7 separate regions of the Homo sapiens genome follow, and regions 1, 3, 4, 5, 6 and 7 are each linked to region 2. The links are chromatin contacts, found by Hi-C or POLR2A ChIA-PET in ENCODE. All regions are on one chromosome and are shown on one strand. Each heading gives the region's core, a stretch centred on a gene start or an enhancer-like site at or near the end of the contact. The rest is flanking DNA. Distances are from core to core; before and after follow the strand shown.

Region 1 (3,033 bases), core at 364-2,863, 8.1 Mb after region 2:
AAAAATACTTTGGGCCTTCGGCCTTCTTAGTAGTTTTTTTTGTTTTGTTTTGTTTTCGTTTTTGTTTTGATACGGCGTCTTGCTCTGTCGCCCAGGCTGGAGTGCAGCTGCACGATCTTGGCTCACTGCAACCTCCGTCTCCCTGGTTCAAGCGATTCTTCTGCCTCAGCCTCCCGAGTAGCTGGGACTACAGGTGTGCGTCACCATGCCCAGCTAAATTTTTTTGTATTTTTAGTAGAGACGGGGTTTCACCATGTTGGCCAGGCTGGTCTCAAACCCCTGACCTCAGGTGATCCACCCGCCTCGGCCCCCCGAAAGTGATGGGATTATAGGCGTCAGCCACCGCGTCTGGCCACCTTCTTAGTAGTTATAAAGTAGCTCAGATTTTTCATTTATCTCCTATTTCATGCATATCCTATTGTTTGCAAAATGAAACCAGATTGCCGAGGCATTTTCAAATATCTTCTAAAGTTTTATATTCTTAAGGAAAGAACAAATTCTTTCATGTATTAACTAATATATCAAAGAATTTGGGATACAGAAGATGCCTCAGGGTGGTCCCTGGTGGGCTTATCCCATTTCTTTCCTGAAGGAACGCAGGACAGGACAAATTCAGTCTCATTGGAGACAGACCTCTCCAGTTAGTCTTTTTCTTTTGAAACGGAGTTTCGCTCTTGTTGCCCAAGCTGGGGTGCAATGGCGGATCTCAGCTCAATGCAACCTCCGCTTCCCGGGTTCAAGCGATTTTCCTGCCTCAGCCTCCTGAGTAGCTGGGATTACAGGCGCGCGCGACCACGCCCGGCTAATTTTTTGTATTTTTAGTAGAACAATACATTCACAACTGCAGGAGATACGAGACACACACACACACACACACACACACACACACACACACACACACAGAGACAGAGACAGAGTGGGAGAAAGGGAGAGGGCAGTGAGCACGAGCGACCTTTCTAGGTTTACGTCCTGCTCCAGGTTCTGGTGGGCTTTGAGAGTATTTTCATTGCATGCCTGATGTGTGCCCACACCTTGCTTGGGTGTATGCAGTGAGTAACTGGTAGGTGTTTAGTACACATATTAGGCATCTGCTGGTGCCAAAACTTCTTTCTAAATCCTCCGCGGCTGAGCCTGGTGGCTCACGCCTGTAGTCCCAGCACTTTGGGAGGCTCAGGCGGGAGGATCTTTTAAGCCCAGGAGTTCGACACCGGCTTGGGTAACATAGGGAGATCTGGTCTCTATAAAAACTTAAAAAATGAGTTGGGCGTGGTGGCGCGCGCCTGCAGTCCCAGCTACTCTGGAGGCTCGGGTGGGAGGGTCGCTTGAGCCCGGGAGGTCGCGGCTGCAGTGAGCTCTAATCACGCCACTGCACTCCAGCCTGGGCGACAGAGTAAGACCCTGTCTCAAGAAAATAAACAAATAAAAGTCTTCCTCAGCGACAAAAGCAAACGCAAGCCCGAGCTCGCCTCAGCCCCACGCAGCGCGGAGGGCCTTCCCGCCCCGAGCGCACCCGGGGCTCCGGCCCCCGCGCATGCGCACTCCGCGCAGCCCGTTGGGGCTGGAACCAGTCCCTCCCATCGGCGGACTACATTTCCCACAGGCCTCCGCTCGCAGTTCTTTCCGGCTTCGCTGCTGGTGTCGGCTCCGAGAGGTGAGTTGGTCGCTTGCACCGAGGCAATGGGCGCGGGGGTGGCGCGGGGGCGGCGCAGACCTCAGTGTGAGCCAGGAGGCAGTAGCTGTGGAGTTTGTGGCGCTGACTGGGCGCCGGGTGCCCTGTTGCGTCCTCTGCCTTCTCGCTTCAGAGCCGCCCAGGTCCAGCGGCCCGGAATGGCTCCGAGTTAGATACAGGAACCCCGGAGTGAATGAAGGCCCCCAAACAAAAAGACGCAGTCTGAAGAACTGCAGATTGCACAGCTTTACCCGAGCTCCCTCCCATGGAAACTGCGGGGAACTCGGAGACAGATCCCAGCCCCGTCTTCGTGTACCTGGCCTTTCGCTCTGATACGGGAAAGGGTCAGCTTTATTCCAGGCTCCCTGTTATTTCCATCGGGTTTTGCGCGCAGTAGACGGAGGGAGCAAGTGCGCTAGCGGGGGTGTGTCCTGCTCAGCCAAGGCCGGCTCCAGGAAAGGCCCGCGGTCTCAAGATTCCCGTCTCCTTTCCCAATCCTGCTGTTCTTTAGGAAGGCAGCGGGGAGAGGAGGAAATGATTGCTGTTGCATATAGACAAGTCAACATCCAGATGAGTTTGTGTTTCCGTTTTGTTCCATGAAGTGTAATTTTTATTTTTTCTGGGCGTGGGGGCATTTGCTTTCCTCTTCTGTGGAATGAAAATCAGCTCGGACTGAACAATGAAGCAGCTCTGTCATTAATCAGGCTAGGAAGGAAGAGACAGATAAAGCCAGTTGCAAAATTAATAGAAAACATGATTTCTCCCCAGGTGGTGCAGTAGTTGTAAAATGGCATAATGACTCCCTCTTTGAGAGATTACAGTTTTCTTACCAGTGATGTTCTAGACTTGCTTTGCTGTTTTCATTTTATTACTGGGGATACCCTCTTGATTACACTCATGATTGCATTCAATATCTCATTAATCCCTGCCTCTCCTAATCTCACCTCGGAAACAGCAGCCATTCCAGATTGCAGCTGTCATTAGATCCTCCTTAGAATCTTTCAGCTGGAACTCAACCGTTTACGAAAGAGCTTTTCTCGTCTCTCTCGTCCATTCTATTCCAACCCTTCCTGTGGAATTTTCTCCCTTTCTGCCAGTCAATAGATATGATTTTGTCAGACTATGCGGGCTTGTTCCAGTTAATCTTCAGCTAGTTAGACTTTAACCCCTGAAATGTCCTGTCCACTGACCTGGTGCTTTGGCCTTCCTTCCCAGTGAATGATGGGGTGATGAAGGTAGATTCCAATTCCTACCCCTTTCCAGTAGGTTTGTTTTGTTTTGTTTTTTTTTGTATTTTTTGAGATGGAGTCTGGGTCTGTTACCCAGGCTGGAGTGCAGTGGCACGATGTGCTCACTGAAACCTC
Region 2 (2,929 bases), core at 76-2,575:
ATTTAGCCAACGAATATTTATTGAGCATCTATTATGTGCCAGGTCTCTCTCTTTTTTTTTTTTTTAGGTGTTGGGGATGCAGCAGTGATCAACATCGATAAAATGCTTTTCCTTATGGAATTGACATCGTAGTGGTAGGTCGGACAGTAGACCAAATAAATAATTAAAATATATAGTGTGCTAGATAGTGAAAAGTTCTTTAGAGAAAAAAATAAAAGATGAAGGGGGAGGCACAGAGCATGTGGGGAGGGAAGCGTTTGCTTGCAAGTTCACAACGGGTGGTGGGGCAATGCCTCATGAGAAGATGATATTCCCCTAATTACCAGACGGTGAGAGCCAAATGAATCCCTCAGGAGAGGCTGCTAGGGAGTGCAAAGAGCACCTGCAAACGACCAGGGGCTGGAGTCTGCTGGATCTGTTGGAGAATGGGGAAAATGTGCCAAGCAAATGGGCAAGAAATGAGGGCAAAGAGAAAAGGGGACTACGCCTGTAATCCCAGCACTTTGGGAGGCCGAGGGCGGATCACCTGAGGTCAGGAGTTGGAGACTAACCTGGCCAACGTGGTGAAACCCCGTCTCTACTAAAAATACAAAAATTAGCCGGGCGTGGTGGCTGGCGCCTGTAATCCCAGCTATTCAGGAGGCTGAGGCAGGAGAATCGCTTGAATCCGGGAGGTGGAGGTTGCAGTGAGCCGAGATCGCGCTATTGCCCTCCAGCCTGGGCGACAAGAGCGAAATTCCGTCTCAAAACAACAAAACAAAACAAAACAAAAACAGAGAAAAGGGGAGAGGTGGGGGGAACAGATCCTTCAGGCCTTATAGGCAGAGAAAGAACTCAAAATTTAAAAATAAAATGATTATATTTTAGTATTATTAAATGTAAAAACATAGATTCCTGAAGGGTTCGGTAGACGCTCCCTCCACTGTAAAATGGGGATGTCGCAACTGTCTCACAGGTTTCCCCTAGGACTAGAGGAGACAAGGGGTCGCGCGCAGCGTCTGACAGGCAGGGGGCACCCAGAAAGGGTCCCCGCCATTTCTATTGGATTCTGACGTCACGCCAGAGCGACTCCCCATGCGTCGCTGCACTGGCCTCGGCCTCCCGGCGCCGCGGCTGGTCTTAGTGCTCCCCCTAGACCTGCACATGCACAGGTGTGGCGCCCCCCCGGGCCCCGGACGAGGACGCCCTCTTAGCTTCTGGCCCGGTCCCCCGCCCCACTTCCTTGGAGAAGCCGGAACCCCGCCTACTGACCGTCCGCGCCGCGGAGGCTTCTGGGAATTGTAGTTCTGGCTCTCCGAGCCCAAGTGCACTTCCGGGTTCGGCCACAAGAGCAGCCATTGTCCCGCGCGCGGACGCTTGCTGTCGCCGAGCAGCTCGGCCCTTCAGACTTAACCCCCAGCGGCCTTGCGGATGCTGACTAGGAGAGGGGACCGAACTAGCTTAACCCGAGTCGGCCGTGTTGCAGAATCGGGGCAGGGGGTTGCCTAACCCGAGTTCGTCCTGCCGCAGAGCCGTGCTAGGCACTGAGGCGGTGACAGGCCCAGCCTGGGCTGCGGGCCAGCGGACGCCCAGGTTGGTAGGGGCGTGGGGCAGCGCTTGGTGTCCGATGCGCGCATGCGCAGGGTCTACGCGGGAAGCTGGAAGCGGTGGTGAGTGTAGCGGGGAGACCTGGTATCTGTGCGGGTGGCGCTTTAGCCTCGGGTCACCGGGGTTGATGGAGTTACTGATACAGCTGTATATTCCGCGACTGTCCTCTGCGTGCATGCGCGGGTGCTTGGTCAGGTGGTGCTCTTGTCTGGGGCCTGAGGATGCCCAGGTTGCTGGAACACAGGGCACATGCATTGATGTAAGGGGACATCTTGAGAACTCCCCTCCTCCAATGCCGGGCTTATTTAGTGGAGGCCTGAGGATGTCCGGGTTGATGGAGTGCTCCATTGCAGATTGTGGTTTCTGGAGAGGAGGGGCTGTGCCACTGTCCCTTTACTCTTGATCAGGTATTTGGGTAGGAAGCAAAAGGTTGTAGGTAAGATTCCGAGCAGGTGGCTCTGGGCCCCTAGAGCAGACAACGCGCTTCTCCAAGGTCTGGGGGCGCTGTGGTTGGTGGAGAGACCAGATTGGAGTTGCAGATTCTTGTGCCAGAAGAGGCAGTGTTGCTAGTGAACCCTTGGTGGGAATTACCCATGGGCAGCAAACTCCCAGGCTGAAGGAGGGTATCAGGGCCTAGAAACAGGTTCTGGGCAGAGGGCCCCCTGCACGTCCTGGGGGTGTCTGAATGGAAAACAGAAACTTGAACTGATAGTAGGGACCTATGTAGGATAGTGCAGAGCTCTAGAGCATTCAAGATGGGCAGAGACTCCGGGTTGGAGATACAGAATTTAAGTCCAGGAAGGACAGAGCTGCAACAGCTGCCATCAAATTGGTAGCTGGGGAGGAAGCAGTATGTTGCCAGCATCGTTATGAAGCAGGTGTTGCTGAGACCTTTACTTGGGTACGCTATTTGCAGGCGTGAGAATGTGCAGGTTAGTAGAGGGACAGAGCCTGTGCTGCAGATTTGGTCCCGGGAAGAGCTGACTGCACAACACCCAGGCCGTCATGATTGGGCAAGAGAAGGACAAAGGGCCCAGTTCCCATTGAGCTGCTGTATCGTAGGCTCGAGAACCCCCACGCTGGCGAGTGCCCAAGTCCTGGGGCTGATTATGGAGCTGTATGCTCAAGCTACTGTTTAGTTGTTGTAGTGTCCTGGCTGCGGGCAAATAGTGGGGCAGTTGACCCCAGAACCTACACAGAGGCTGTGGGTACCTGAGATGTCCCAGGCAGGTTGAGACACAGGGTGAGGGATGTAGATTGTTGACTCAGGAGCATGGTGTGCCCCCAGACGGGCAGAGGAGCCAGGTCCTGGATGCAGATTGTGAGCACGAACCTGCTCTGT
Region 3 (3,103 bases), core at 497-2,996, 8.0 Mb after region 2:
TTAGGAAGATTTTTCCAAAGAGTAACAGAAGATTCCAGGTTACTTGATAAGTCCTTTTAGGCATTTGCTAAGAAAAAAAAAATCAGCCGGGCGCAGTGGCTCATGCCTGTAATCCCAGCACTTTGGGAGGCCGAGGTGGACGGTTCACAAGGTTAGGAGTTCAAGACAAGCCAGGCCAACATAGTGAAGCCCCGTCTCTACTAAAAATACAACAACAAAAAAATTACCCGGGCGTGGTGGCCGGCACCTGTAATCCTAGCTACTCGGTAGGCTGAGGAAGGAGAATCGCTTGAACCTGGGAGGCGGAGGTTGCAGTGAGCCGAGATCGCGCCACTGCACACCAGCCCGGGCGACAGTGCGAGACTCCATCTCAAAAAAAAAAAAAATCAGGTCCTGGAAAAATAAAGCATTTCAGGAACAAAGAGAAAACTTCAAGGCACCTTAAACATGGCTTTTAGATATCACAACCGTTATTTCCTCTCCTCTGGGGAACCTCTCTTGGAGGACAGAAATGAGAAGGGAGACAATACACCTCCCCTAGGGCCCAAATGACAAGGCCAGAGCTTACTCTGCGTTCCCCTCCCCCGCCATGGGAGGGCTATCAGAGGAAACTGGGGCTTCCAACTCAAAACTCAGTGTCATAGAAAAATCCCCTTTACTATCACGGGGCCGAGCTGTCTTCTGCTCTCACATATGACTATGTGTGACATTTGGTCAAAGACACACAAACACAGTCTCAACTCCACGCACACCCAATGCTTCACAGTCACACACCCACCACTGTACACAAAGTCACAAGCACCCACCCTCCATACTCCCACACAAGGACACAGAGTCACAACTACATAAGTACAAAGCTCCCTATATCTGCACACAAACGAACATATGGTCACAGAGTTACAATCACACACCCACCGCGGGCACACAGTCACAGCTAACCCACACCCTCACACAGCGTTACACAGTCACACAATAACAGTCCTAACACAGGGACTCACGGGACACCCGCAGAGTCCTCCCCACATCCGTACACAAGGTGTCACACACAATCACAATCACACACACACTGTGCTAGGACATACATTCACAAAAACACAATTTCACAACCGCCCTTCTCGGCGCGTTCCGCCTGAACAGACTTAATACTCAGTCTCAACCTCCGCACCGGATTCCAGACGCTTCACCTCCAACCTCCTCCTGATCCTGTAGTCTCCGAGCCGACCCGCTCAGAGGCCAGCACCTGGGTCGCGTGCAGCTCTCCCCCGAGCCGCGGGAGTCGCGAGGGGAGGGGCCGAGGGCGCGGCGCCTTCTGGGAAATGTAGTTCAGCGCCACGCCCGCGATGAGCAAGATGGCGCCCGGCTTGAGCCCAGCCAAAGGGATTACCCTCATTCCCGAACCGTGTCTGAGAGTCTCCTGGGGTTCCTGGCTTAGTATCGCACCGTGGCTGTTACATAAAGTCAGCACAGCGTGTTTAAGCTGATGTTACACCACTACCCAATCCCAGGGATAGAGTAAACTAAGACTAAGGCCTTACACCCCTGCCCCGGCCAGGGAGACAGTCCCACAAGCTCTGGCGGAGGAAAAGTTCGCGCGAAAAGCTGACTCAAACCGCTGAACCTTCTGGGAAATGTAGTCTACCCTCAAAAGAGTGGCACGGAGGACGGGCCAAGATCTCTCGATTCCGTCCGGTTCTGAGTCGGGGCCTGGCCCAGCCCAGGAGACCTCTGGGAGCGCTGCCCGCGGAAGGAGTGCGCAGGCGCGGAATCTCCGACTTGCCATGGTCGTCTTTGTCTGCCGGTGAGTTGGGTTTCGGCCCTGTGGGACTTGGGTTTCTGGACACTGAAACGGGCCAGGGACGCTGGAGGGGAGGATTTGCAGTGCCTGCGACGGGGCTGGGAGTATGGAGGGGAGGAATCGCCTTCTATGATGTGCGGTGATCCGAGCTTGTGTGGCTGGGGGCAGGGGTACAGTTCGGGTGGGTTCGCGGGTGGGTGACCGAGAGTGTGAGGGGGTGTTGAGGGTGCAGAGTTAGTGAGAAACTGGTTCCAAGTTTGTGAGGATGGACGGATGGCTTTGTGAGGTAGTAACCTCTAAGCCTCACTTTTCTCATTTCTAAAATAATAAAGATGCGTTTTCTGGAAAATAGGAAACGGAAAAGGCTAAGGAATTGAGCGGATAAGTAATTTTAAAGGTGATTTTTTATATAAAAGCAGACCTATTGTGGAGTAGAAAACAAAATCAGCATTACCTTTCCATTATTTTTTTAAAGAGGCAAGATTTCGGAAAAACTTGTTACTGGGTGCCTGTACACCCAGTAGGCATTGACTTTTCTTAATACTTTGGAGAAACTTTGGTGCAGTTGCTTGGAGAAACCCTGAACTAAGGAATATCTTTAAGAGGTAGTTTCCAATAGCGCAGACGGCACAGAATTTGGAAGCTACTTGTCCTGCCTTTAGCGCAGAGGTCAAGAAACTCCCTAGTTCGTCAGTGAGGGCAGCAATCTCACTCCTAATTTAATCAGGGTTTCCCCAGCCTTTTGTAAATATAGGGGAAATTCTTTTCTTGTGTATACAAAGATAGAAGTATCCTATCTTCAAGTATCTTGTCACACTTATTCTTAACATATCAACATATTCAAGTATCTTGTCACACTTATTCTTAACATATTTTTCAATAAAATAAAAAAGTAACAGGGTTAATAGTTTTGAAATATACAGAAAAAGTAAAAGATACAAAGAAGACAGGACTTAGTTTCTGCTTTTCCCCTAACTATTGGTGTTTCTAAGTTTCTGGCCTTGATCATCTAAGTACTCCTATCAGCAACAACATTACACTGCCATCCATGGCTTCATCTAATACAGATGACTAATAAATGTCTGTTTCTGCTGGAGGCTTGTCCTGAGCTCCTAATCCATATTATCTAATTGCCCAATGTGCAGTCCACCTGGAAGTTACAGGGAACTTCAAGCTCTTTATGTCTAAAGGGCTCCTTCTTCCTGCAGTCTGCCTCCATCTATTTCCCCTCTGTACCTGTTTCAGCAATTTATAGCACTGTCTAGCCAGGTTCTAAGGCACTTACATCTTAGAGAAGGCTTCTAAGTA
Region 4 (2,718 bases), core at 127-2,626, 8.1 Mb after region 2:
ACTGTAAACAGGTACCCTTTTTGCAGTCCATTTAGTACCTTGGCTTCTCATATTTTTGTTTTTTGCTGGTGATTTTGCTGTTTCAAAGGGACCCCAAATGTAGTAGTACTAAAGTGCTGTTGATGTTCCTATGAATGAGAAAGCGGTCATGTGTCTTACAGAAAAAATACATGTGTTAGATAAGCTTCATTCAGGCATGAGTTATGGAGCTGTTGGCCATGAGTTCAATGTTAATGAATCAATAATATATATTAAAGTGTTTAAATAGAAACACAATAAGGCCAGGCGCGGTGGCTCATGCCTATAATCCCAGCACTTTTGGGAGGCCAAGGCGGGTGGATCACCTGAGGTCAGGAGTTTGAGACCAGCCTGGTCAACATGGTGAAACTCCGTTTCTACAAAATACAAAAATCAGCTGGGCATGGTGACATGCATCTGTATTCCCAGCTACTCTGGGGGCTGAGGCAGGAGAATTGCTGGAACCCGGGAGGCGGAGGAGGTTGCAGTGAGCCAAGATCCCACCACTGCACTCCAGCCTGGGTGACAGAGCAAGACCCTATCTCAAAAAAAAAAAAAAAAAAGAAAAAAAGAAAATAAACACAATAAAATAAGCTTATGCATTCATCGGTTGACTAAAATGTGACCAGATGCTTACAGGAAACTAACCCTGTATTTCCCCTAGAAGCAGTGGAATGGTATTCACTAATTCCGTGTTTGTAGCAAGTTTATAGACCATAACTACTGTGAATAGTGAGAACTGACTGTATTTTAGGCTGCGTGGGCCATCTGGTCTGTGTAACTACTCGAGTCTGTCCTTGTAGCTCAAATATAGCAATAGACAGTACACAATCAAACACGGCTATGTTCCAATAAAACTTTTATTTATGGACACTGAAATTTGACATGTATGATTTTCATATTTCACAAAATATTGTTCTCCTTTTCATTGTTTTTACCATTTAAAAATACAGAAATGGAAAATATAGGAACTGGCTTCCCCGAATCTCCGGAGTCACACGGTCTCAAATCCCAACAGCCACACCCAGTGAAAGAATCCCACCCAGGAGCGCGCCAGGGACAGACTCGCAGCGCCGTCCTCGCTCACAGGGCTCCCTAGTTGGCACTATAGAGAGGCGGTCGCGGGCGCCCCTCTTTAACGCGCCAGCCATCTGTCCCCGCTCCCCTCCAGGCCCTGCCGCGCCGTCCCCAGGCGCTAAGGGACTCGAAGCGCAGCCTCGCTGGGACGGACCTAGCTCCGGCTCCGGGTTCACGCAGAGCAGGGGCTGCACCAGCGAGCGGACCCTTGAGACTGGCCGCGCCTGCGCACTCCGTGAGCGCGCCCGGCCCTCCCAGCAGCCTCCGCGCGCAGCCCGTTAGGCCCCGGGGATTGTGGCGTGACCCGGCAGCGGCTTCCTCCGTTCGGGCATCGCTGTGCCTCGGGTTCGCGCCCCGAGTGAGCAGTCCTGGCCCGGAGCGTCGGTCCTGGTAATCTGTAGGAAAAGCGCTGCGGCCCAGGGGGTAAAGAGAGGTAAGCGGGGCCACTGCAGTATCGCAGAGGGGCGGGAGCCCGCGCCTCAGGCCCGGGTGTGTGTGTCGTGGGCGTGACGGGGCCGGGGCTGGGACGTGACGGAGTCTGTGCGGCTGACTTGGGTGCAGAGACTATTGTATGAGCGAAGGTTGTTGTGGCCGTGGAGTGCGTGACTGACCCCAGCATCCTCTGCCCACACCGGGCCCAGCTGCAGAGAAATGGCCCTCGGTCAGTTTCTGCACGCCAAAGACTCCCAGCAGAAACGCGCAGACTAGGCCGGACCAGGTGGCTCACATCTGTAATCCCAGAGCTCTGGGAGAGCGAGGCGGGAGGATCGCTGGAAGCCAGGAGTTCGAGACCAGCCTGGGCAGCAAAGCGAAACTCCCATCTGTACCAGAAATTTAAAAAATGAGCCGGGTGTGATGGCGTGCTCCTGTGGTCCCAGCCACTCGAGAGGCTGAGGCGGGAGGATGGCTTGAGCCTAGGAGGAGATTGAGGCTGCAGCGAGCTATGATAGCACCACTACTCTCCAGCCTGGGCAACAGCGAAACAAGGCTCAGACCCGACCTTGGGATAGGAATATTAGAACTGAACGAGCCCCCGCTCCCGCCCAGGCTTGCTCCTGGAAGGGACTCCCACACCACCTCCTCGCGGACCCGGACCCACGCACGTGCACTCACAACTCTGAAGAGTCCAGCTGCAGGTTTCAGAACCACAGCATTGCTTCCAGGAAGCTATTGTGAACTCCAGTTCTAGCCCCGGGCATCCATGACCCTGGCCTTTCTTTGATACTGGGAAGAGTTAACAACACCATCTCTCTTATGTTACTCTGGTTATGTGTGGGTGGGCGGTGGGGGCATTGTGCCCTATGCGAGGCTGGGCTGCAAGAAAAGCCTGGTTCCCTTATTAGCCAGTCCTGCCCAATTCTTTAAGAAAAGGGGTCCGAGCGGGAGGAGGAATGAATTGCTGTTGCCTGTTTAAGTCAAGGTCGAGGCGAGTGGGTGTTTCTGCTTTCTTCTGTGAAATGCATTCTTATTTCTTAGGACATGAGAATATTTGTTTCATTCTCCATAAATGTCCTGTCCATTGAGCTGATACCTAGGTCCCCTCCCGAGAGCCTGTATGCACATACCCATTTGGTAGATGTTTTTCATTACTTCTGTGGGCCTTCTTTTAATTACTATGTGTAA
Region 5 (2,700 bases), core at 113-2,612, 8.0 Mb after region 2:
GGCAGAGAAGCTCCTCACTTCCCAGATGGGGTGGCGGCGGGGCAGAGGCTGCAATCTCGGCTCTTTGGGGGGCCAAAGCAGGCGGCTGGGAGGAGGTTGTAGCGAGCCGAGATCACGCCACTGCACTCCAGCCTGGGCACCATTGAGCACTGAGTGAACAAGACTCCGTCTGCAATCCCGGCACCTCGGGAGGCCGAGGCTGGCGGACCACTCGCGGTTAGGAGCTGGAGACCAGCCCGGCCAACACAGCGAAACCCTGTGTTTGGTGGAGACCAAAAAAATACGAAAACCAGTCAGGCGTGGCGGCGCGCGCCTGCAATCGCAGGCACTCGGCAGGCTGAGGCAGGAGAATCAGGCAGGGAGGTTGCAGTGAGCCGAGAGGGCAGCAGTACAGTCCAGCTTTGGCTCGGCATCAGAGGGAGACCGTGGAAAGAGAGGGAGAGGGAGACCGTGGGGAGAGCATATATCCTTATTATTAAACTATGCATGACTGTGTATACAATACCTTTATAGGTCAAAAGCAGTCAAATACTGGCCATGAGATACACTTAGTCCAAGTACACAAATAATTGCAGAAGGAGAAAGTGAAACTCCTCTTACTTCCTGCCCCACTCATTTATCACAAAGCACACAGAAGTCAGAATAACACCTGCCCTTTGCAATTTCAGACTCCTCTCTTTCTGCCTCTCCAAACCTGTCCCACGTTTGGCGATTCCTTTCCCTTCGACCTCCCCCCATCAGGTCGCAGGTTCCTGGTCTACACCCCTTCTGCGTCCCCAACCACTTCTGAGTCTCACAACCTCTGGTCCCATAACCCCTCTGCACTAAGGAGCAATAAACAAAATTCACGCCCGAACAAAGAGGCCAAAACAGCAACCCAGGATGTTTGCGCCTGCGCACTCTGGGCGCACAGTACTCAGGCCGGCAGCCCAGCACCGGCTTATCTGTGAGAGCAATTAAGATGACTTTCGGAGGGTCCAACCGCCTTCCCAGCTCCGAACTACATCTCCCAGAAGGCTCAGTTGTGCGATTATCTTTCCATGCAGACTTGTCCTCTTTCTGAGGCTGTCCAGCGCCTGGGGGCAGTAGGACGGGTCCGGGAACTAAGCCCATCTCAAACACGTCGGAGTGGCTTTCTTTGGGGGCCAAGGCCCGAGCCTGAGGCGGGACTCCATGAGGCCTCTGGGGCGCGAGCGGTTTGACTAGGGGGGGCGATCCTTTCGGCGGGGCTGACGCAAGGCGCGGACAGGAATTCTGACGATCGGGAACCATCTTGTCCGGCCTTGATACGTCTCTGACTACGCTTCCCAGAGGTCTCCTCGGCAAGACTGTACTTCTCGCGGTAATTCAGCTTCCAACTCACGCGCTGGCGGGACCCTCAGGGCTTTACCAGCAACTACCCCAGTGCCGGGGAGGGTTCTGCTGCTTCGAAAGCTGGTAAGGCCTGAGGTGAGAAACCCGGGAGAGGGCGGGGCCGGGGGCCAAGCCTCGGCTTTGTGCGGCGGTGGAGGTGAGATTGAAAGCGTGCGCTTGCGTCTGTGTGGAGGTGTGTGGTGAATGATCGCGCGATTGTGACAGGCTGCCCTTGTGATGAGTGTGTTTCCAACGCTCACACCGTGTGCAGCACGGCCTCGGAGACTGTGGCTGCTGGTGTGTGTGTGAGAGGGAGCAGGACCACGTGCGGCATTGTGTGTGCGGCTGTGGGGAGCTTGTGCCTGGTTGAGTGTTACTGCGTTTGTCCCCGTAGTGGTGTGCGACTATATGCTGTGTGACTGTGTGCGGCAGAGTTCAGGTGGGGATACCTGCGAGTAACTGCATGTTTCTATCTGTGTGTGTGGCTGTGGTTAATGTGTGATCGTGACTGTGACCCGGTACAGGTGTGCGCCGACTGTGACAATGTGGTTGTGACTGTGACTGCCTCCTCGGTAAGCGTGCACTTGTGCTTATGTGACCGATAGAGGCCCTGCGTGTGCGACCCTGTTGCTTTGGGCGTGGATTGTCTGTAGCTGAATGTCCCCATGGTGGGAGTGTGATCAGGTTTGTGTGGCAGGGTAAGTCACACAGTGTGAGGTTTTATCACTTACGTATACTTCTCTAGGCATTATACTCCAGTTTTTCCCCGTTTTAAAACTTTATATGAATGTTGTCATACTGTCTTTGGTTTATTTTTACAATTCTGTGAATCATCCCTATTAGATAAAATCGCGGTTAATTCAATTTCTTTGCTATATTCTCCCTTCTGAAGTATACCACAATTATTCATCCTTTCTAGTAATGATGCCCTATTAGTTATTTATAGCTTTTCATTTTATAAACAACACAGCCACATTCTTTCACATGGGGTACACATGCTTGAGTTTATTTACCAGCAGAATTGCCGGTTCATATATCTTCCACTTTACTAAACAGTGTCAAAATATATACCCGAGTGGCTGCACAAATTTGTACTTGAACAGCAATGTTTGAAATATCTTATTGCTCCATATCCCTACCAAAGCATAGTTCCAAGAGTTAAAAAAATTTTTGTAGGCCAAGTGTGGAGGCTCATGCGTGTAATCCCAGCACTTTGCCAGGCCAAGGTGAGAGGATCACTTGAGGCCAGGAGCTGGAGACCAGCCTGGGCAACATAGTGAGACCCTAACTCTACCATAAATACATACATACATAAAAAATTAGCCGGGCATGGTGGCTGGCACCTAT
Region 6 (2,942 bases), core at 361-2,860, 8.6 Mb before region 2:
GAGTTCGAGTCTAGCCTGAGCAACATGGCGAAACCCCGTCTCTACAAAAAGTACAAAAATTAACTAGGCATGGTGACGTGTGCTTGTAGTCCCAGCTACTGGGGAGATTGAGGTGGGAGGATTGCCTGAGCCTGGTAGATGAAAAGTTGCAGTGAGCAGAGATGACGCCACTGCACTCCAGCCTGGGTGACAGAGCAAGACTCTCTCCAAGAAATATGTAACATTTTTAACATAACATAACATAACATAACAAACTTTCCCTGAATAACTGTAGTCATGCCAAGTGCTCATCCACAGCCTCATAACTTGTGCTTGTGCTTTCTAGCCTTGTTTACTCCTCCATATATGAAAAAAAGAAAAAAAAGCTTTTTAGTTTGTGTCTCTTGGACATTTTCAGATCTTGTGATTGGAACATTCTCTCTATTGCAATAGTCCTTTTGAATAAAATCTTCCTTCTCTAAGTCTGAATTTGTCATTTACAGTGGTAAATATCTTAATTGTTCTGAGATAAATTATGTATATTATCTTTTTGTGGCAAAGGACTTAATATATATTCAGTAGGTGAAAGTAGTTCCTGGGGCCAGGTATGGTGGCTCACGCCTGTAATCCCAGCACTTTGGGAGGCTGAGGCGGGTGGATCACTTGAGGTCAGGAATTCGAGACCAGCCTAGGCAACATGGTGAAACTTCATCTCCGCTAAAGAACGTGGTGGCGGGCGCCTGTAATCCTAGCTACTCGGGAGGCTGAGGCAGGAGCATTGCTTGAACCCGGGAGGCCGAGGTTGCAGTGAGCAGAGATCATGCCACTGCACCCCAGCCTGGACGACAGAGCGTGACTCCGGCTCAAAAAAAAAAAAAAAAAGTATAGGCGTTTGAGGTTGTCATCTCGCACGGAATAGAATAGTAAGTATAAAAAAGGACAATGCAATTTATATCTATTTTTTAAAAGTTACTGCTAATTTCAGGGCTTTTAAATTACTTAATTTTAATCGCAGAAACTTTTCCAGCATGCCATCACCGCTCCGTGTCAACCCATGTTCCCAGACTCCTGGGCTGCTTCAGCGTCAATAACATTACTGGGTAAACGCGCTAGCAAAAAATGCTTTCAACATAAACCGCCTCCATTCTAAGAGGAAAGCAGTTTGGTTTCCAAAATAACCTACACAACTGTGCTTTTAACTTGAAACCGTTTGAAACATCTACGCCGTTCCACAAGACACTACAGATGGCTCTGGGCGCTGGGCTGTGGGCATCACACGAAATCGCAGACCCTAACGTGTCCCGTCCAGCCCCGCCTCTCCCCCGGGTCCCTTCCTGGCGGTCCCTCTGCCTCCCTCCCCCGCGGTCCCTTCGCCTTCCTCCCCCGCGGTCCCTTCCCGCGGTTCCTCCCCGCCCTTCCCCGGCGGCTCCTCCCCGGCCCGCCCCCGGGTCCCTCCACTTGGTCACTCCCCACCCCTCCCCGGTGGCTCCTCCCCGTTCCTTCCCTGGGGTCCCTGCCTGGCGGCCCCTGCTTCAGCCCGGCTCTCTCAACGCCCCGCCCTTTTCCGGTTCCGCCCATCTCGGACCCCGCCCCGGGCCGCTCGGTCGCTTTCCTTCGCGCAGTTGCCCACAGACCCGGAAGTGGATCGTGCGGAGCAAGCATCACACCATGGCGTATGAGTGTTCCTCTGTGTAGACTCAACCTGCGCCTCGCCGTCCCCCATTCGCACACCCGATGCCCGGGGGTCGCTACGGACTTAAAATCTCCGCACCGCACCCTCCACCTCAGGTAAATAGGCCTTGCTGTGTGGGCCCGGAGACGCTTCCTTTTGGGTTAAAGTCGCCCTGAGGCTGGTCCCTGCCCCCGGTCTTTCTGCCTTGGGCCAAGTAAACACGGCCTTTCCCGGTTTTTTAAACGTTTAAGCAGGATTTTCCTGCTTAAAATCCTTTACTGACTCCTCCTCCCGCCCCGCATCGCTTAAAGTCCTCACCGCCTGCCCTGGGCGCCTCCCAGCCTCGCTCTCGTCGGCCCCTGGAGCGCAGCGCCGCCGACCCAGTCCCGGGGAGGCCGCGCCTCCGCCTGGTCCTGGGATCCTGCACATCCCACCCCTGTCCTAAGGCGCCGTCGCCCCCCACCTCCCTCCTCCTCGTGCCGGGCCCTGCTGCTCCCCAGGCCTCCCCTTCGCAGTCACCGCTTCCCTTGAGCCCTCGTTGGGGAGGTGCCCGGGGCCCGTCCTGTGACACCCGGTGTTTTTGCCTGCCCAGCTCCACCCCCTGGAAAATGTACTCCTCCAACATGCAGACATCTTACTACAAACCCTCCAGTGAATGTGTGGCCCAAGGGAATCAGGAGAAAGAGAGACAAAGAGCCACTGAGAGGAGATGGAAAAACCAAGAAAGAGAAAAGAAAAATGAGGGAGACCCATAAACAGATGGCAAAGTGGAGGATGGGTGAGAGATTTGCAGCGACAGAGTGAAAGAAGCAGTCAAGAAAGTAGCAGGGGCAGAAAAGCAATTGGCGAAATGTAGAGAAAAGCTCGATGTCCCGAGATGCAGGACAACAAGATAAGGAGAGGGACAGCAAAGAAGGAGCCTCCTCAGACAGAGAGTGGGGGAGAGGAGAAAGGATTTGGCCGAGGGCAGACAGAGCTGCGTGGTGCTGGGACAGCTGGAGGGGACAGCTGGTGACAAGGCGAGCAGAGGGAGCACCACAACACAGGGAGGCCTGGGATCTGGGAGTGCCAGAGAGTGGGGATAAGCGGGTGTAACAGGGAAGAGGGGATTTAACAGGGAGAGCAGAGGAGGCGCGGAGATGGGGTAAGAAAGAGGCAGAAATAGATGGAGATTGGGACGATGAAAAGATTGGAAAGAAAACGCCACAAGAGGTGAAACAAATTGGAAGAATGGAGTAGAACAGATATAAGGGGAAAAAACAAAGAAGGGAGAAACAGCAGAAGAAAAAAG
Region 7 (2,947 bases), core at 116-2,615, 8.7 Mb before region 2:
GTTAAAGTGAAAACTATACGGTGTATATAAATAAGGGTGTTGTTTGGAGATAAAATTGTGTGACATGAAAATGTACATAAGACAATAGCAGGTATAAACTAGGTTCTCTATAAACATGAAAAAAGGGTATCCCTGTGAGTCTTTAGTTCAGTCAATGTACTGGGATGGTACGTTAGAAATACTGGAAAACTATTCTTTAGGCGAAAATAAATCCAATTGTCATGTGGTGACTATTTTCCACACTCTGTTATCCACATCTGATAGAACATTAAGAAACAGAAAACAAAAAAATAGACCCAATATAGATTACAATTTTAAAATAAAAAGTACTGTGTCAAGTTCCCTTCAGAATGCCCATAAAGTGAATTTGAAATTACATGATATTTAGAAATTATTGATTTAAGCATATTTTGATGCAAAGAAAGATTATGTCAAAGTTGTTTGTGGTTAAGTCATTTCAAGTGTGGAACGGAATAACGAATATAAGCAAAAATAATGCAGTTTATCTCTATTTTTTAAAAATTCACATGGTTTAAATCAGTAGTTGACTGGGCACAGTAGTTCACTCCTGTAATCCCAGCAATTTTGGAGGCCCAGGCAGGAGGATTGCTTGAGGTCAAGAGTTGGAGACCAGCCTGGGCCGAGACTCCCATCTTTACAAAAATATATGTTTTAAAGAACAATAAAGCAGCCCTTGGTGATCTAACTTATCGGCCTTAACCTTCCCATGAATTGAGCACAGGCTTGACTCTTCCACTGGGGAGAATGGGGATTTGAAATGTAAAGGAGGTTCTGTTGGGCTACTGCATTAAATTGCATATCCGTCCAGGTAGGATGCTGCATTTCCCATTCTACTTTGAATCATCCTCAGAGATAATTTCCAGACATTTTAGTTAAATTAAATACATTTTAATTGCAGGAATTGCTGGATCCAATCGCCGTGCCTCGTGGATCCTCCACTAAGATCCCAGTTCCCAGACCGAGATCCCCGATTCCCAGATCCCCGTTCCTGAGCTGCAGCAGACTCCCTAGCAGGACTGGGTCCAACCCGCCGGCAAACAATTTTAACATAAACCGTTTTCAACTTGGTAAGAGGAAATCATTTTGGTTTCTATCATAAGTGGTCCACGTAAGTCTATTCTTTCACCTTAAAACTGCTTCAAATTGGAACGGTGCTCCCGGGGACATAGTGAACACTCCAGCGTTTCTAAACCGGGAAAAATGAGACTGCGGGCTAGGCAGGCTGAGGGAAGCGCAGACCCCGCCCCAGCTCCGCCCCAGCGTTTCGTCCGCAGACCCCGCCTCTCCCCAGGCCCCGCCCCCAGAGTGCCCGGGCTCTTTTCCGCGCACGCGCAGTTTTCTGCAGTTCCGGAAGCGGATCGTGTTGGGTGCGGGTGACGCCGCCGAGCGTGAGTGTCCCTCAGTATGGATTAAACTTGCGAACCGCCGTGCCCCGTTTCCGCAGCCAGTTCCCGGGCTCGCTACAGACCTTTTTTTTTTTCTTTTTTTTTTTTTTTGGTGAGACGGAGATTTACTCTTGTTGTCCAGGCTGGAGTGCAATGGCGCGATTTCGGCTCACCGCATCCTCCGCCTCCCAGGTTCAAGCGATTCTCCTGCCTCAGCCTCCCGAGTAGCTGGGATTACAGGCATGTGCCACCACGCCCGGCTAATTTTGTATTTTTAGTAGAGACGGGGTTTCACCGTGTTGCCCAGGCTGATCTCGAACTCCTGACCTCAGGTAATCCGCCCGCCTCGGCCTCCCAAAGTGCTGGGGTTACAAGCGTGAGCCACTGCGCCCGGCAGCTACAGACCTTAAGATCCCCGCACCGCGCCCTCCACCCCAGCTGACTCGCGGTGTGGGTTCGGAGTCGCTTCTCTTTGGGTTGAAGTAGCTCTGAGGCTTCTCCCTGTCCCCGGCCTTTCGCGTCTTCCTCCCGCTTAAAACCCTTTCCTGACCCCTCCTCCCGCCCCGGGCTTTTTAAAGTCCTCGCCCGCGAGGTGGATTCCCGCCCTGGGTGCCTCCCAGCCTCGCCCTCGTCGGCCCCTGGAGCGCAGCTCCTCAGCCCCGGTACCGGCGAGGCCGCGTCCTCTGCCTGGTCCTGGCATCCTGCAGACCCCACCCCTCTTCTAAGGCGCCGTCGCCCCGCCACCTCCCTCCTCCTCGTGCCGGGCCCTGCTGCTCCCCAGGCCTCCCCTTCGCAGTCCCCGCTTCTCCTGAGCCCGCGCTGGGGAGGTGCCCGGGGCCTGTCCTGTGACACCCGGTGTTCTTGCCTGCCCAGCTCCAGCCCCTGGAAAATGCGCTCCTCCAAGATGCAGGCGTCTTAGTCCAAACCTTCCTGTGAATGTGTGGACCAAGGGGATTAGCAGGTAGAGAAAGGGGCAGAGACAGAGAGAGAAGTAGAAAAACTGAGAGGAAAGAGTGAGGGAAACCCGTAACCAGATGGCAAAGTAGAGGATGGGCGAGGGATTTGCAGATGGTAAGAGAAGGAGCTGAGAAGGCAGAAGGAGAAAAGCAACTGGGGAAATGTAGAGAAAAGCTCGATGTCCAGAGACATGAAGGACAGCAAGGTAGGGAGAGGGCCAGAAAGTGGGAGGCTCCTCAGACAGAGTCCGGGAGAGGAGGAGGGATTTGGAGCCAGGGCAGACAAGCAGCGTGGTGCTGGGACAGCAAGAGGGGACAGCCGGTGACGAGGAGAGCAGAAGGAGAACCACAGCAGGGGGAGGCCTGGGATCTGGGGGTGCCAGAGAGTGGGGCAAGAGGTGTAGAAGGGAAGAGGAGATTCAACAGAGGGAGCAGAGATGGGAGAAGAAAGAGGCAGAAATATATGGAGACTGGGGACAATGAAAAGACTGGGGAGAAAGAGGAATCAGAGTTGAAACAAGGCCCCAGAATGGGACAGAACAGGTGCAAGCGGAGGAAGAAGGGGAGAAATAGCAGGAGATGAGA

Evidence for each region. Hi-C counts contacts between places; a loop is a spot of excess contacts on that map. ChIA-PET counts read pairs that join two places held with the same protein, here RNA polymerase II (POLR2A). Pooled maps may share reads with other maps.
Region 1: a loop to region 2 is called in a pooled map, with 10 times the contacts of the local background. The contact joins the promoter of ZFP14 here to the promoter of ZNF180 in region 2. A Hi-C loop is called at or near these places in 6 of 50 pooled maps. POLR2A ChIA-PET finds 5 or more read pairs at or near these places in 2 of 52 experiments (CD4-positive, alpha-beta T cell and naive thymus-derived CD4-positive, alpha-beta T cell).
Region 3: a pooled map shows a loop between it and region 2 (16-fold over the local background). The contact joins the promoter of ZNF260 here to the promoter of ZNF180 in region 2. A Hi-C loop is called at or near these places in 7 of 50 pooled maps.
Region 4: a loop to region 2 is called in a pooled map, with 5 times the contacts of the local background. The contact joins the promoter of ZFP82 here to the promoter of ZNF180 in region 2. A Hi-C loop is called at or near these places in 3 of 50 pooled maps.
Region 5: a pooled map shows a loop between it and region 2 (17-fold over the local background). The contact joins the promoter of ZNF566 here to the promoter of ZNF180 in region 2. A Hi-C loop is called at or near these places in 7 of 50 pooled maps.
Region 6: a loop to region 2 is called in a pooled map, with 19 times the contacts of the local background. The contact joins the promoter of ZNF160 here to the promoter of ZNF180 in region 2. A Hi-C loop is called at or near these places in 3 of 50 pooled maps.
Region 7: a loop to region 2 is called in a pooled map, with 5 times the contacts of the local background. The contact joins the promoter of ZNF347 here to the promoter of ZNF180 in region 2. A Hi-C loop is called at or near these places in 3 of 50 pooled maps.

Annotation. Positions count from the first base shown.
Region 1 is chr19:36,377,781-36,380,813 of GRCh38, reverse strand. ZFP14 (ZFP14 zinc finger protein) reads left to right here and starts at 1,613. Exons shown (of 5, transcript NM_020917.3): 1 at 1,613-1,651. RefSeq lists a silencer at 1,417-1,506.
Region 2 is chr19:44,498,918-44,501,846 of GRCh38, reverse strand. It overlaps ZNF180 (zinc finger protein 180), which reads left to right and starts at 1,325. Exons shown (of 5, transcript NM_001278509.3): 1 at 1,325-1,572. RefSeq lists enhancers at 870-919, 1,096-1,390, 1,230-1,439, 1,450-1,509, 1,056-1,556 and 2 more.
Region 3 is chr19:36,526,914-36,530,016 of GRCh38, reverse strand. ZNF260 (zinc finger protein 260) reads left to right here and starts at 1,746. Exons shown (of 3, transcript NM_001166037.2): 1 at 1,746-1,798. RefSeq lists enhancers at 1,019-1,218, 1,030-1,738, 1,369-1,998, 1,739-2,449.
Region 4 is chr19:36,417,302-36,420,019 of GRCh38, reverse strand. ZFP82 (ZFP82 zinc finger protein) reads left to right here and starts at 1,376. Exons shown (of 5, transcript NM_133466.4): 1 at 1,376-1,528. RefSeq lists an enhancer at 1,848-2,007.
Region 5 is chr19:36,488,223-36,490,922 of GRCh38, reverse strand. ZNF566 (zinc finger protein 566) reads left to right here and starts at 1,362. Exons shown (of 5, transcript NM_001145344.1): 1 at 1,362-1,437. ZNF566-AS1 (ZNF566 antisense RNA 1) reads right to left here and starts at 1,296. Exons shown (of 1, transcript NR_036504.1): 1 at 1-1,296. RefSeq lists enhancers at 493-1,378, 873-1,432, 1,993-2,072, 1,379-2,266.
Region 6 is chr19:53,102,090-53,105,031 of GRCh38, reverse strand. It overlaps ZNF160 (zinc finger protein 160), which reads left to right and starts at 1,610. Exons shown (of 6, transcript NM_001322131.2): 1 at 1,610-1,767. RefSeq lists a silencer at 1,158-1,567.
Region 7 is chr19:53,157,471-53,160,417 of GRCh38, reverse strand. It overlaps ZNF347 (zinc finger protein 347), which reads left to right and starts at 1,365. Exons shown (of 5, transcript NM_032584.3): 1 at 1,365-1,409. RefSeq lists a silencer at 1,183-1,432 and an enhancer at 1,168-1,462.